2 separate regions of the Homo sapiens genome follow, and region 2 is linked to region 1. Evidence: chromatin contacts called from ENCODE Hi-C or POLR2A ChIA-PET data. All regions are on one chromosome and are shown on one strand. The core of a region is the stretch at or near the end of the contact, and the rest is flanking DNA. Distances in the headings are between cores, read along the strand shown. Region 1 holds the start of LTA4H (leukotriene A4 hydrolase). Region 2 holds the start of GNPTAB (N-acetylglucosamine-1-phosphate transferase subunits alpha and beta).

Region 1 (4,464 bases), core at 511-3,010:
TGAAATAGGACTTCAGCCCTGCCCAGGCAAAGTTGCTACTGCAATTAAAGATAGCATGGTACTTCAAGAAGACCAAAGTGCGATCTGCAAGGAAATAGATGCCTTCCTGCTTATAATATCTTAATTTTCTTTCTTATGGTACTTTTGTTGATTACCTATCAGTACATAGAGGAATCGACCTATTTTTCAAATCAATCAGTTTAGCAAAATGTTGAGGGATGAAGAGTAAGAAAGTAAGTACTTATTAGTTCATATTAATGAAATCAAAATTCAGATCCTTCCTACACAAGTAGGAAAAAGAGGCCTGAAAGCCACCAATTCTTATCTGCCCGATCTGATCTGATTGCTTATTGATGTGCTTTAGTAGATTTCACCATGCTACACTGTGTAAAATACACATGTAGCATCCTGCCCTGGTGAAGAAGCCGAATTTGGCTGTCTTTTCATGACCCTCTTATTTTTAAAATGATCTTCTATGAAATTCTTCAGGTGAAAGGTACCTTCAGATGAAAGGTATAAACCAAATACTATTGGGCAATTTGAGCAAGAACATTAAATATAGGTTATGATACAGATAAAATCATTGAATAATATTCCATGAATCTACAACCTTTCTTCATTCCAATGGTTATAGAGTTTGTAGAAGTATGTGTTTTCTAAGTGAAATAACTACTTGGCTCCTTGGAACCAACTATTAAAAAAGCGTATTGAATCATCCTTAGAAAATTTGAACGTCCCATCCGTTCTTAAATTATTAGAAGAAAGTTGATAAGATTAAAAAGTAGAAAGGACCCTGAAGAGAGAGAGCTGCGCCTAGAGTTAGCAAGCAGGGACTGTTAGTTTCAAAGTAGGGCGGAAAGAAGAGGCCTGCCCGGCCGGGGCTGGAAATCCTAAGAGGCTTGAGAACGACTAGCAGGGAGATCCAGGGAACTAGGAGGGAGACGGATGGGTGGTGCCCTGCAGACCTGTGGATTGAAATAAGTGTTCCCGGGAGGCAACCGTGGGATCAGGGATCGACAGGACATGGGATCTGAGACTTGGGTGAGATTGTTGACTGAGGAAGGTGCCCAGGGGGCTGGGAAAAGTCTGGGGCCTGAAGAAGGGGGTTCTGGGCCGCAGGCCGAAGCAATGGGGAGGCCATGGAGTAATTAGAGCCAGGAACTAAAATTATGGGGGCTACTGCAAAGATGACACCTAAGGGCTGGGTGAGTTGAGAGGAGTGGACGAGGCGCTGGATGTGCCCAGGGACCTCGGAGAGAGGATCCAGGCGAGGGGCGGAGGAGACATACGTATAAGTGGGGGCTGAGGGAAGGGATGCAGAGGCGTAAGCGGGGTTGAGAAGGGGTGCTGTGAGAGATCTGGGGGCTGAAGTGCACAACATGAGTTGGATGGAGGCTACAGAAGAGCAGACGGGGACGTGGGGCTAGGCAGGGGCCGCGGCGGGGTGAGCCGGAGATCCGGGAGCCCGCAAGGACTAGGGTCGAGGGGCAGGGAGCCCGGGAGAGGCGGGCACTGGGCAGGCGCCCCACTGTACCAGGCTGCGCAGATTGTCCTCCTGAGACTGGACCGTGAGAGCAGCAGTCCCGGTCAGCGTCCGGCGAGTAAAGTCGACGCTGCAGCGCAGGTGCAGGTGCTTGGTCCGGCAGACGGAAGCCGGAGAGGCCAACGAACAGGTATCCACTATCTCGGGCATGGCTCTGGGGGATCACACAGCACAGCGACCTACAGCCCAACGCTCAGCTACCAGACTCGTCGATAGAGAACCTGAGGAGGAGGGAGAGAGGTAAAGAAGAGGAGGAGGGATTCGCGGTGCACGCCGGGAAAGGAAGTTTCTTAAAGTCAGACGAGCGTTGGGGGATGGGTGAAGGAACTACAAGTTCCATGGTGCCGCGCGGCAAGCGGGCGCTTGGCTACCTGGGAGCGTGTGTGTTAGGGATGTTGAGGGGGACCAAGCGTGCTCCTGGAGCTGAAGAAGAGGAGGGGAGTAGGGGCAGTTAGAAGGGTGGCCGAAGGGAAATGATGAGAATGGAGGGGGAGATAAAACTGAACACTACCATTTTGGCTCTGTTCAACTTTCGTGGAAGCTGTGGTGGCAAACGTAAGAAAATCAGGTTCATTGGTGTTTGCATATAGCGAGGGCGGGGCGGAGCAAAAACGTAGAAAAGGCCTATCAGAAGGCTTTCTTTCGTGCGGTTCCTCGTTAGTATAGTGGTGAGTATCCCCGCCTGTCACGCGGGAGACCGGGGTTCGATTCCCCGACGGGGAGGCACAGTAATTGTTTTTTGTTTTTAGCTGTAAGTAATTCAAGGTTTAAACAGTTGTTTTGTCAGTTTCAGTGTTTATTATGTATATCCCCAGAACCTGCATCTCTCAAACGGAGAAAGCCAACATTCCCATCTTAGAAACTAATGAATTTCTATAAAAGTTATGCACTGGTCGCAATGGGAGTACAGAGCTGGGACATCTAGCTCAGCTCTGGGGCCTTTGTGGCAGGTGAAGGAGGATTGAAGGATGCCTTGCCTTTAGGGTGGGGCCTCAAAATTAAAACTGGAAAAATTGGAAGAGGCTAGGTTTCGAAGGACCTTAAATAGGTGGCCTTTTAATCCTGGGTGCATTAATGGGGGACCCACTGAAGAGTTTTCAGCAGGCGACTGATAAAGCATGGTCAGACTCATGTTATAAAATGCGGTATCAAAACCATTAGCAGGAGATTTAGGAAACTATTAAAATGGCTCAATCAGAAGATGCTGGGGGCCTGACATAGGTAAGTAGTAAGTTAGGATAGAGAGGAAGGAATGAATAGAAGGAATACTTATATAAGTGGATTCACAGATTGAGAGGAGACGAAGGTGGCCCAGGCTTTCGGCTTCAGTGGCTGGCTAGTCATTAACCAGAGGTAGTAGTCTATATGAAGAGGACAGTATGTTAGGCTGTACTTGCATTGCTATAAATACCTGAGACTGGGAAGAAAAGGGGTTTAATTGGTTTACAGTTACGCAGGCTGTACAGGAAGCATAGCTCCAGTATGCTTCCAGGTAGGCCTCAGGAAGCTTACAATCATGGCAGAAGGTGAAGAAGGGGCAGGCCTCTACATGGCCCGAGCAAGAGCAAGAGATTGCGGGGCCGGTGCCACACACTTAAACAATCAGATCCCACAAGACACTGTGGCGAGGACAGCACCAGGCCATGAGGGCTCTGCCCCCGTGACCCAAACACCTCCCACCAGGCCCTACCTCCAACACTGGAGATTATAATTCAACATGAGATTTGGTAGGGACATATATTCAAACTAAATCAGACAGATTTAAGGGGAAGATGCTAAATTCAATTTTGGACATATGAAATTTGAGAACCTATGGGAGTGGAAGTGGAGATGTCCATGAGTCACTTGGATATTTAAGTCCACAGCTCTGGGGAAGTGCCAGGTAGACATGACCACGTCACATAACGTGGTGGATGAAATTATGACAGTGGGTAAGCTCAACCCAAGAAGAGTGTGTAAAGAGAAGGGTAATGAAAACAGGTTGGAAGCTGAGAGAACACCAGAATTTATTGTTTTAAAAAGGGCTAGAGGAAGAGAAACCCATGAAATAAACCAGAAAGAGCCAACCAACAATGCCAGATGCAGTCCCGAGGACCACCGAAGTAAGAAGTGAAAATTCTCTAGATTTGGCAGTGGGGTGAGAATGGGGAAGGTGGTGATTTTGTTGACTGTCGTGATTTGGTTGAAGATGGAAGCCAGAGAGTAGTGGATTGAGCAATGAAGAGAAGAGGGAGGTGAAGCATAAACCACTGTCAAGTTGCTTGGCCAATGTGAGAAGGGAAGATAAAGGGGAAGCTAGAGAGGAATGCAGCATTGAGAAAGCTTTTTTTTTTTTTTTTTTTGAGACGGAGTCTCGCTCTGTCGCCTAGGCTGGAGTGCAGTGGCGCAATCTCGGCTCACACAAGCTCCGCCTCCCGGGTTCACACCGTTCTCCTGCCTGAGCCTCCAAGGACTACAGGCGCCCGTCACCAAGACCGACTAATTTTTTGTGTGTGTATTTTTAGCAGAGACGGGGTTTCACCGTGTTAGCCAGGATGGTCTGCATCTCCTGACCTCGTGATCCACCCACCTCGGCCTCCCAAAGTGCTGGGATTACAGGCGTGAGCCACCGCGCCCGGCCGAGAAAGAATTTTTTTAATGTTTGCTTTTTAAGGCAAGAGAAAACTTTAACATGTTTAGATATACAGGTGAAAGGGCTTCTGGAGAAGAGGAAAGTTTCTGCAGAAGGATCGACTCAGAGGCAAAAAGGTAGAGAAGAAGAAAGTAAAGATTTCAGAGGTGTGAGGGATAGTTGATGGGTTTAGCATGCTGGTATGGTTCAATTCTCTATCAAAAGTGACGAAATTTAGCTCCAGCAACAACAACAAAAAACTGCTATATTTCTGGATATCCTTGTGTTGGCCCCTGCAAGCCAAAGGAAA
Region 2 (4,464 bases), core at 1,360-3,859, 5.8 Mb after region 1:
AACCATAAAAAGGGGTGCTCAAGAGCACAGCTTAGGCTGGTCGTGGTGGCTCACGCCTGTAATCCCATGGGAGACCAAAGCAAGCGAATCATGAGGTCAGGAGTTCGAGACCAGTCTGGCCAACATAGTGAAACCCCATCTCTACTAAAAATACAAAAAATTAGCCAGGTGTGGTGGCACGCACCTGTAATCCCAGCTACTTGGGAGGCTGAGACATGAGAATCACGTGAACCCAGGAGGCGAGACATGAGAATCACGTGAACCCAGGAGGCAGAGGTTGCAGTGAGCCGAGATTGCGCCATTGCACTCCAGCTTGGGTGACAGTGTGAGACTCCATCTCAAAAAACAAACAAAAAAAAAAGCACAGCTCTGAGCCAGCCTGGCTTGGTTTGAAGCCCAGCTCTGCCACAAATTAGCTGGATTCTAATGCAAATGCATCCATTTCATCACCTATAAAATGGTTATAATAATAGCACCTATCCCACAGGGGTGATGTTGTGAGGATTAAATCAGTTAACATATGTAAAGCAATTAAGAGAGTGCCTGATACCTGTTAAGACCAATATAAGTATTAGCTATTATTATGATCATTATCAACTGGAGTCAGCAATCAAGGCCAAATCTGCCTAATCATGCAGCTCCTCTTTTCCATTATGCCTTACAAGTTAACCACAGGCCAGCTGCCTTCACCTCTCATGACACCTGTTGGCACTGTCTGCCTCTCATTTCTCTTGTCTGTTCCAAACCTTATGATCTGTGGCCATTTCAGGACTGCAACAAAATGTCTCTCTTTTGGTAAACAGCCAAGCATGGAATGAAAGCAAAAAGAAAAGGATATAAAATGAAAAATTCGGGCCAGGTGCGGTGGCTTACACCTGTAATCCCAACACTTTGGGAGGCCAAGGCAGGCAGATCACTTGAGGTCAGAAGTTTGAGACCAGCCTGGCCAACATAGTGAAACTCCATCTCTACTAAAAATACAAAAATTAGCTGTGCATGGTGGTACGCGCCTGTAGTCCCAGCTACTCAGGAGGCTGAGGTAGGAGAATTTCTTGAACCTGAGAGGTAGAGGTTGCAATGAGCCGAGATGGAGCCACTGCATTCCAGCCTGGGCAACAGAGCAAGACTCTGTCTCAAAAAAATAAAATAAAATGAAGAATTCTAACACCTGATGCCTTTAAGTCATCTTCACACTGCATGGGACTTAATAAACAGTTAACTCAAAATTAATCAAGGCCAAAAAAATCACACAAAAGCAATAAGGCACCTAACTACACACAGATACATTAAGTTGCAACACATGAAACAAAGACGAGCAAGTACTATAATATTAAGTACATATTTCACACTTACAAATCTGGAGCTTTCTCACCCTTATGGTAAGACATTTTTTCCCAGCCTCTAGAACCAAGAACTACTAAAAAAGTACATGCTCAGAATTCATGCCATATAATTTAGCCATTAAACAAACACTTGCACTGCATTCTCTGGCAGTACCTGGCACTGTGCTTGGGCCAGGGTTACAGTATTTACAGACAGCACCTTCTCTTACGGAGCTTACAATCCAGCATGGGTAAAGACTTCAAGCAAATGTATACTGTGGCATTTCTAAAAACTACTCTGTTAAATTTTAAAACCTTTTGTAACCTCCTACCAAAAAAAAAAAAAAAAAAGAAAAAGAAAAAAACTAAAACTAAGGAACAGATTTCAAACCACTTAAAAATACAGCTTTCCTCCCCGTTGCTAAAAGTGGCTTTCTTGGGCCAGGTGCGGTAGCTCATGCCTGTAACCCCAGCACTTTAGAAAGCCAAGAAGGGAGGATCACTTGAGCCCAGGACTTCCAGACCAACCTGGGCAACATAGGGAGACCTCCGTCTCTATTTTTAAAAAACGGTGGGCGAGGGAGCAATATCTAAAATCACATACATGCCTTTTTCCAGTTCTGACTTGCTCATAGTCTCTGCACACGTTTATGATAAAGAATACTGTATTTGGCCGGGAGCGGTGGCTCACGCCTGTAATCCCAGCACTCGGGGACGCCGAGACAGGGCGATCGCCTGAGCTCAGGAGTTCGAGACCAGCCTGGGCAACATGGCAAAACCCCGTCTCTAATAATGAAAAAATACATACTGTATCGGGGCATCGCGGGGCACGGCGAGGGCAGTGCAGGGTCGAGGCGCCCGGTCCAGGCTGCGGCGCCGCTACTCACCTCTCCGAACTGGAAGGCGGAGACGATGGTGACAACGACGCCCAAGAAGCACACGTAGAGCCCATACCTGTGGGACAGGCAGGTATAGGTCTGTCTCTGCAGGAGCTTGAACAGCATCACCCCTTCACCGCCACGCCACGCCCCGAGGAGCCTGAGCCGCCGCCGCCGCCGCCGCCGCCTCAGCGAGCCGCCATTCAGGGGCCCCGGTCGGGCCGCCGCGCGCAGGTCACAGCCTCCGGGCGCCGCTCATTGCAGCTCCGGCGACGGACGCCCGCTCGGCTCCGCGCCGCGGCCGCCGCTTCCGGGAGCCGGGAGCCCACGCCCTCGGCGCGGCGGAGGCGGACCTGCGGCCGGCGAGGCGGCCGGCGCCGCCCGGGTCTGGCCGGGCGAGAGGCGGCTGCGGCGGCGGCGGGGTCTCCAGCGCCACCTGGAGGACGGAGGGGCATAGGGAAGGTGCGCGCCCTCCCCACCTGCGCTTGCGCAGCGGGCCCTGAGGGCTGGGCTGGGAGGGGCGGAGCTGAGCTGGGATCCACTTACCCGGTTGGGCAGGCGACCAAGAGAAAACTGCCCCCTGCGTCGAGACTGTGCCATAGACGGTACTATAATGCCATGAATATTTTTGTGCATAAAACCTTCTCTGCACTTAGCATTCTCTGCAGAGTGCTAAAAGGAGATGCTGTATGTGGCTCCTTTCCTCCAACCCCCAACTATATTGTTTGAAAGAGGAAACCTTTGGGTTAAATCTGCCAAAACCGAATTTCGTTCATTCATTTAGTCGTTAAATATGTAATTTGTGCCTGTTAGGTGGCATAGTGCTTGGTGTCAGGTATTCAAAAATGAACTAGACCTGGCTACTGTTCTCAGAGAGTCTAGTGGGGGAGATAAACATGTAAACCACTAAATACAAGAGTTGTTATGATAGAAATCATGCGATGAACTGGAGGGGAACCAGCTCAGGGGTGGCCAGGTAATCCGACTTTGACAGCAGGTTTTTCCCACGAGATCCTTTCCTTGGTGCCTCTGATTTACGAAAGGGAGATCTTTTTCTTAATCCCAATGCACCCTAGTCAATAAGATTTTTTTCCTAGTCACCCTGGGAAACAATACACTTATCTAATGTTGCCATCATTCAAAGCATTTTTAAAAATATCTTGGGAACCAGCTTCAGGAAATACTCAAATTCGCACCCTCAGTTTGATGGTCAGGTGGAATTAACAGACTTGCAAAAGGGGTTAGCTTCACTCCAATCCAAGGCAAGATTTTTTACACTTTGCAGTCACTTCTTTTAATCCTTCTTTTAAAAAAGATGATTGATATATGCTATATGTACATGGCAAAAGATTATTGCAGTTGTACAAGACACATATAGTTCTGAGGTCTTTTCAAGCATGATAACAGATCTGAGGACTTAATCAGAAGGGGTAAAAAAGCATGGTAACAGATATAAAAACATCTGCCACTCAACAGGACTCTCAGGATAATGGCCAACATTTATGTAGCATCTGCCATGTGCCCAGCTCATCTAATCCTCACAATAATCTTATAATGGAGATACCATTATTATCCCCATTCTACAGATCAAGAAACTGTGATGAAAAAAAGTAACTATCTAACATCACACAAATAGTAAATGACAGAATTGAGATTTGAACCAGGTACTTAGGCTGTAGAACAGGGCCAAGATTAGGGGAAGGTACTGTGAAATGAGTCATGCAAGTTTGGAGTGAGATTCTGTCTTTGTTTATAGTTTTGATATCGGGGCTGGGTGTGGTGGCTCATGCATGTAATCCCAATACTTTGGGAGGTCAATGTGGGAGGATAGCTTGAGCCCAGGAGTCTGGGAGCCCAGAAGTTTGAGACCAGCCTGGGTAACAGACCCTGTTCCTATTAAAATAAAAAAAAAATTTAAAACGTAAAATAAAACATAAAGTTTGGGTGTTTTGCTTTTCATGGATATTCTTCAGTAATGTTTTTTGTTTTTTTTGTTTTTTGGGTTTTTTTTTTTTTTTTGAGACAGAGTCTTGCTCTGTTGCCCAGGCTGGGTTGCAGTGGCGTGATCTCAGCTCACTGCAACATCCGCCTCCTGGCTTCAAGCAATTCTCCTGACTCAGCCTCCTGAGTAGCTGGGATTACAGGCACATGCCACCACCCCCGGCTAATTTTTGCATTTTTAGTAGAGATGGGGTTTCAGCATCTTGGTCAGGCTGGTCTTGAACTCCTGACCTCAAGTGATTCACCTGCCTTGACCTCCCAAA

Evidence for each region. Hi-C counts contacts between places; a loop is a spot of excess contacts on that map. ChIA-PET counts read pairs that join two places held with the same protein, here RNA polymerase II (POLR2A). Pooled maps may share reads with other maps.
Region 2: a loop to region 1 is called in a map of CD8-positive, alpha-beta T cell, with 20 times the contacts of the local background. The contact joins the promoter of GNPTAB here to the promoter of LTA4H in region 1. A Hi-C loop is called at or near these places in 1 of 168 maps with a recorded cell type or tissue (CD8-positive, alpha-beta T cell) and 5 of 50 pooled maps. POLR2A ChIA-PET finds 5 or more read pairs at or near these places in 1 of 52 experiments (OCI-LY7).

What each region holds. Positions count from the first base shown.
Region 1 is chr12:96,033,827-96,038,290 of GRCh38, forward strand. LTA4H (leukotriene A4 hydrolase) reads right to left here and starts at 1,761. Exons shown (of 19, transcript NM_000895.3): 1 at 1,535-1,761. The coding sequence starts at 1,693. TRD-GTC2-8 (tRNA-Asp (anticodon GTC) 2-8) reads left to right here and starts at 2,195; the gene lies at 2,195-2,266. RefSeq lists enhancers at 860-949, 1,540-1,959, 2,400-2,449, 2,470-2,519 and a silencer at 1,390-1,489.
Region 2 is chr12:101,828,350-101,832,813 of GRCh38, forward strand. It overlaps GNPTAB (N-acetylglucosamine-1-phosphate transferase subunits alpha and beta), which reads right to left and starts at 2,610. Exons shown (of 21, transcript NM_024312.5): 1 at 2,210-2,610. The coding sequence starts at 2,326. RefSeq lists silencers at 1,742-2,036, 2,393-2,792.